Linked DNA regions of Homo sapiens: region 1 is linked to region 2. Evidence: chromatin loops called from intact Hi-C (ENCODE). Cell type or tissue: OCI-LY7. All regions are shown on one strand. Links, peaks and the distances in the headings refer to the core of each region. The heading gives the core; the rest is flanking DNA. Region 1 has its middle 20 kb from the start of IFITM3. Region 2 has its middle 35 kb from the start of MOB2.

Region 1 (2,906 bases), core at 292-2,791, 1.2 Mb before region 2:
CAAGCTTATGTTTAGCAATCAAAGTTTCAGTATTTTATGTTATTCAAAAAAAATAAGGTTTAAAAAATATCTTTCTAGATAGTCGATGAATAACCATCATTTAATTTAACTTGACTCTAACAGTGCAAGCTACCAAAGAGAATCGGCAAGCTGCTTTTAAGTAGATGTTTCATAACAGCAGACAAGGCTAGACATCATCAAATTGCTTTTCTTGGTGGCAACTCTTGTAACAGAGATAACATAAGTTTTTGCCTAATAAACCTAGGTAAAACCAAAGTTGTGTGTCTGCGTTTTATTTAATGCTGACAACTCTAAATATTTCATTAAACCAGAAAAGTTTAAATAGCATTTATTTACCAACTATAATCTCAGATGACATGAAATTTAAAAAACATTTGGGTTAGTTTCTATATTTCTAAGAGTTTAAGGATAACTCAACTTATATAAGCTCATATTTTTCTTTAAGCCAATTAAATACCACTTTTTTATAAATTAATTTTGGCAACGCAATCTAGAGTAGGAAAATGTCACGTGTACATGTATACATAGACATACATAAACATACAGACAGAAGCAGATCATATAGCTTTCTTTTTTTTTTTCACACTCTTCAGACACTAGAGTGTTACAGCTTCATTCTAAAATCTTAGCCACATGCCAAGCACAGTAATACAAAACACACTGTTTAATACAAGAACAATAGGCTTCAAATCTTGTTTCTGGCACATGGAACAAGTCAAAATTACTTGCCAGATGATTAAAGCTTTTATTAATATTTGCGGGAAAGACTTAAGGTTTTTCATTTGCCCAATTTCCATATAGCTCTTTTTTTTTCTTTTCTCATAAGATGGCTTCCCAAAATTTGCATATCAAAGAGATAACCCTCAGGTGTTTGAGCAGAGTAGAAAATTTACATCTCAAAGGCACAGAACTTAGACTTCAGCCTTAAATATCTTCATTTGAAGAAGAGAAAAAAAGAAAGAAATGAAAAAAAGAAAGAGAAAGAGAAAAGAAAGAAAGGAAGAGAAAAAAAGAGAAGGAGAAAGAAGGAAGGAAGGAAGGAAGGGGAAGGGATGGGAAGGGAAGGGAAGGAAAGGAAAGAAAGAAAAAAGCAAGCAAGCAAGAACAAGGAAAGAAAGAAGGAAGGAAGGGAGGGAAGGGAAGGGAAGGGAAGGAAAGAAGAAAGAAAAAAGCAAGAACAAGGAAAGAAGGAAGGAAGGAAAGAAAGAAAAAAGAAAGAAAGAAAAAGAAAAGGAAGGAAGGAAAAGGAAAGAGGAGGAAGGAGGGAAGGAAGAAAGGAAGGAAAGGGAAGGGAAGAAGGAAGGAATGAGAAAGAAAGGAAGGAAGGAAAAGGAAAGGAAAGAAAAGAAAAGAAAAAAGAGAGAGAAAGCAAGCAAAGCGCTAATTAAGCCAAGATGGGGGTCAGAAATGCACGCTAAGTAAAGGTAAGTTTTGTGATGTAGATTTAAATCAATGCTTTCTCCATTCTTTTTTTTTGTTGTTTACTTTGTTTTGTTTTGTTTTGTTTTGAGACAGAGTCTTATTTTACAACCCGGCTGGAGTGCAGTGGTGCGATCATAGCTCACTGCAACCTCAAACTGTTGGTTAAATTTCTTTGTAAAGATGGGGTGAGAGGGTTTGGATTTGTGTCCCCACCCAAATCTCATGTCAAATTGTAATCCTCAGTGTTGGAGGAGGAGCCTGGTGGGAGGTGATTGGATCATGGGGGCAGACTTACCCCTTGCTGTTCTCAGGATAGTGAGTTCTCATGAGATCTGGTTGTTTAAAAGTGTGTGGCACCTCCCCCTTCTGTCTCTTCCTCCTGCTCCAGCCATGCAAGACGTGCCCCCTTCCTCTTCACCTTCTGCCATGATTGTAACTTTCCTGAGGCCTCCCCAGCCATGTGTCCTCTTTTCTTTTGCCTTTTTTTTTTTTGAGACACAGTCTTGCTGTGTCACCCAGGCTGGAGTGCAGTGGCGCGATCTCAGCTCACTACAACGTCCACCTCCCAGACTGAAGCAATTGTCCTGCCTTAGCCAGCTGAGTAGCTGGGATTACAGGTGCACGCCACCATACCTGGCTAATTTTTGTATTTTTAGTAGAGATGGGGTTTCACCATGTTGGCCAGGCTGGTCTCAAACTCCTGACCTCAACCTGCCTCAGCCTCCCAAAGTGCTGTGATTAAGGCATGAGCCACCACACCCAGCCTAAACCTCTTTTCTGTATAAATTACCCAGACTCAGATAGTTCTTTACAGCAATGAGAGAAGGGACTAATACACCGACTCTTACTATGTCACCCAGGCTGGTCTTGAACTCCTGGGCTCAAGCAACCCTCCTCCCTCAGCCTCCCAAAGTGCTGGCATTATAGGCATGAGCCACCACTTCTATCTCCTTTATAGAATTAAATTTTTCTTACAAAGGGTCTCAAAAGAATTGGATCAAAATAATCTTTATGCCAGAGTAGCACATTTGGGGCCTACGTTGGCTAGATCAGAGGCTTCTCAGCCCAGTTTATGCTTTTTAACTCCATCACTGAGTTCAGGGTGGCGCCTACTGATGAACTGGCAAGCATTTTCCATGCCTGGAGTTAGCATGAATAGGCCAGGATATAATTCTACATCATCAGCAAATTTCTGGGACAGGGAAACCTTTCACTATTGTTCTGAGCTCAGATTTTAATCAAGATGTCAATGTGGTTAAAGAAGGAAGGCCTGGTTGATCTAAAGGCCTAACACGATGAAAGTTTGGCTAACTTTCTTTTTGCCTCTGGGGTATAAAAGTTACTGAGCAAAAAAGTGAGTAGTTCAGAGCAATCTGGCAGAGCAAGATGGAGAGAAAGAGAGAAGGGCTCATCTGTGCTGAGTCAGTAGACATGCCCTTTTTCATTGTCAATTAACTGCTTTG
Region 2 (2,906 bases), core at 221-2,720:
GGAGAAATGAAAAACAGAGTCTTGCTAATTTTCATTAATGGAGACTGCTTTAAGTCTTTCAGTTTATGACCAGCCTAGGCAAGACGGCAAGACTCTGCCTCTATAAAAAAATTTTTTTCAAAATTCGTGGGGCACGGTGGTGCGCACCTGTGGTCCCAGCTACTCAGGAGGCTGAGGCAGGAGGATCTGTTAAACCCAGGAGGTCAAGGCAGCAGTGAGCTGTGATTGCACCACCGCACTCCAGCCTGGTCTCTAAACAAAAAATAAAAACCAAAACAAAAAAACTATTTCGGTAAGAAATCTAGGCTGTAACAAGGCCATGTGGGGACTGCCCACTGTTTCTGCAGCTCACTCTGCGGGCCCGGGGTCAGATCCCCAGTTTCTCAGGGTCGTGTTCTGTTCCCTTTGCTCATCTCTCCTCCAGTCCCCAGGGAAGGGCTTGGTCTCCACGGCGTCAGGAACTAGACTGTGAACTTGCACGTCAATACTGAGAGTGGGGCTTCCAGAGAGCAGCCGTGCTTGCTGCCCTGCCCCTCTCAGGCTGCAGCCCAGGGAGATGCCACTGAGACGCTGGCCATCGGGCTGGCCACCCCCGGGCTCCCTCCATCCTCACGGTCCTGCTCTGTGCTGGCAGTTTCCACTGAAGTCCCCCTCCCAGTATGCAGCAAGCCTGATCTGCTATCACTCGCTCACACCATGCCTCCGTGTCTCCCCCACATCTCACATGAAGTAACTTCTGAGCCTGTTTCAAAGTTTATCCTGAACAGGGCGGGCAGTCTGGCCCCTTCACCATCTCTTTCTGTGTGGGTGCACCGAGGTGTCTCCCTGCAGAAGTGCATTCTATCCTATGCTGGGGTAAAGATGCAAGTCACTCTCAAACTGCTGAGAAAAGACCCACGTGCAGGTACTGAGAGAGAGAAAACGGCAAGGCAGATGTGGCAGAAACGCTGACACTGGCCAATCTGGGAGAAGGTATGCAGGAATTATTCACACTACTTTGGCAACTTCTAACTTTGAAATTATGTAAAAATTTAAAAATATAAACGTCAGAAGCAGCTGGGGCCAGGAGGTGGCAGATACCCTCGAGGGAGCAGCAGTGCATCTGACAGCCGCTTCTCCACAGCAACGCCGGAAGCCGGAGGTCGGCGGCCTCACGTCGAAAGAGGGCTGAAAGCAAGCCAACCAAGAACACGACACACAGCGAAAAGCTCTGCCAAGAATGAAGGACAACTGAAGGCATTTTCAGACAGAGACTGAGAGGGCGCCCCCAGCAGAGTCACCTGAAAGAAAATCCAAGAAAGCTCAAGGCTGCAGCACAAGCAGAGGAAAACTGGTCACAGACGCAAAAGGACAAACCCAGAAGGACAAAGGAGGAAGGAGAGGGTACAGCCAAAGAGATGGAGCACAAAACCAGCCAACCTAAATAAATACCAGCGTACAAGTAGCATGTGGGGGTCCGAAGTGTACAGAATTTAAAACACAGCAGTAGCATGTGGGGGTCCGAAGTGTACAGAATTTAAAACACAGCAAGTGCTCACAACTCAAGAGGGGAAGTACCCAGAAGCGGTCTAGTATCTTGGGTACTTCGGGGAGGCGGATAAAGCTGTTAATCAACATCAGACCCTGGAGGTTTAGCGTGTGCTGTAAGAAAACCACTAAAGGAGGGTGTGCACGGTGGCTCACAGTGTAATCCCAGCACTTTGGAAGGTGAAGGTGGGTGGATGGCTTGAGGCCAGGAGTCTGAGACCATCCTGGACAACACAGTGAGACCCTGCTTCTACAAAAAATCAAATAAAATAAAGTACCTAACTTCCAAGGCAATTTGAAAGAAGGATAATTAAAAAATAAAAAGAAGAAATTCAAACAAAGCATGGGAAGATGAAAAGCACAAGATGGGAGTTCCACACAGCAGCGAGCACACCAGGTGGAAAGGGTTAGCAAGGCGCCCTGACACCCGCTCTAGTGGCGCGGTGCTCACTAGACACCCGCTGTCACGTGCAGTGCGTCTAAGGCTTGGGGTTTTCCCGGGCTCACCCCAGGGGAGACGTGGTCAAGGGCTCTTTCCCAGGGCTCGGGGCCGTTTGCACGTCCTTCTTCATGAGGCATCTGTTCAAGCCTCTGCCCATCTTCTACGGGACGAGCTGTTTCTTGTTCTTTGTTGGAGCCCGTGGGGAAGTCTGGATCTGAGCTCCGGTAAGTTCTAGGTATGGTAAATTCCCCCTGCAAAAGTTGCTTTCTTTTTTTTTTGAAACAGAGTCCTGCTCTGTGGCCCAGGCTGGAGTACAGTGGTGAGATCATGGCTCACCGCAGCCCCGACCTCCTGGGCTCAAGGGATCCTCCCACCTCAGTCCCCCTGAGTAGCGGATGCCACCACGTCCAGTTAATTTATTTTTATTTATTTATTTATTTATGAGGTCTCACTATGTTGCCCAGCCTGGTCCTGAACTCCTGGGCTCAAGCAGTCCTCCAGCCTCGGCCCCTCAAAGTGCAGGGATTATAGGTGTGAGCCACGGTCCCCGGCCAGCCTTTTCAGTTTTTGAGGAATATCTTTGATAAACAGAGCTGCTTAATTTTAATGTAAACCAAATTATCTATCTTTTCCTTTATGATGAGTACTTTTTAGTCCTGTTTAAAAAAACTTTTCTTAACCCATGGGTCAAGAATAGCATCTTCTATAACAGTGCTGTTCAAGAGAAATATAACACAAGCCATAATCTGAGCCATGGATATAATTTTAAATGTTCTAATGGCCCCATTGAAAAGTAAAAGAAACAGCCAAGATTAATTTTATTTAACCCAACAGATGTAAAATATTTTCGACTTACAATCAATACAGAAAATACAAGGTGCCACTGTATTTTTTTCAGTCTAGCGTATTTTACACTCAGCACATCTCTAGCGCTGCC

Evidence for each region. Hi-C counts contacts between places; a loop is a spot of excess contacts. Peaks named below come from ENCODE experiments on the same cell type or tissue, not always from the same donor. Only the 100,000 strongest peaks of a DNase experiment are listed, where the experiment ranks them.
Region 1: a loop joins it to region 2, with 10 times the contacts of the local background. A loop is called at or near these places in 1 of 110 quality-filtered maps.

What each region holds. Positions count from the first base shown.
Region 1 is chr11:339,857-342,762 of GRCh38, forward strand. No RefSeq gene overlaps it. Among named protein-coding and RNA genes, the nearest start is that of IFITM3, 20 kb to the left of the region's middle. In OCI-LY7, for the core only: no CTCF peak of the experiment used is centred there; DNase peaks (open chromatin) are centred at 865 and 1,795; H3K4me3 peaks cover 1,738 bases; H3K27ac peaks cover 2,500 bases.
Region 2 is chr11:1,519,973-1,522,878 of GRCh38, forward strand. No RefSeq gene overlaps it. Among named protein-coding and RNA genes, the nearest start is that of MOB2, 35 kb to the left of the region's middle. RefSeq lists enhancers at 48-548, 549-1,049, 1,987-2,236. In OCI-LY7, for the core only: CTCF peaks have their summits at 1,245 and 1,444; DNase peaks (open chromatin) are centred at 1,139, 1,579 and 1,999; H3K4me3 peaks cover 2,172 bases; H3K27ac peaks cover 2,473 bases.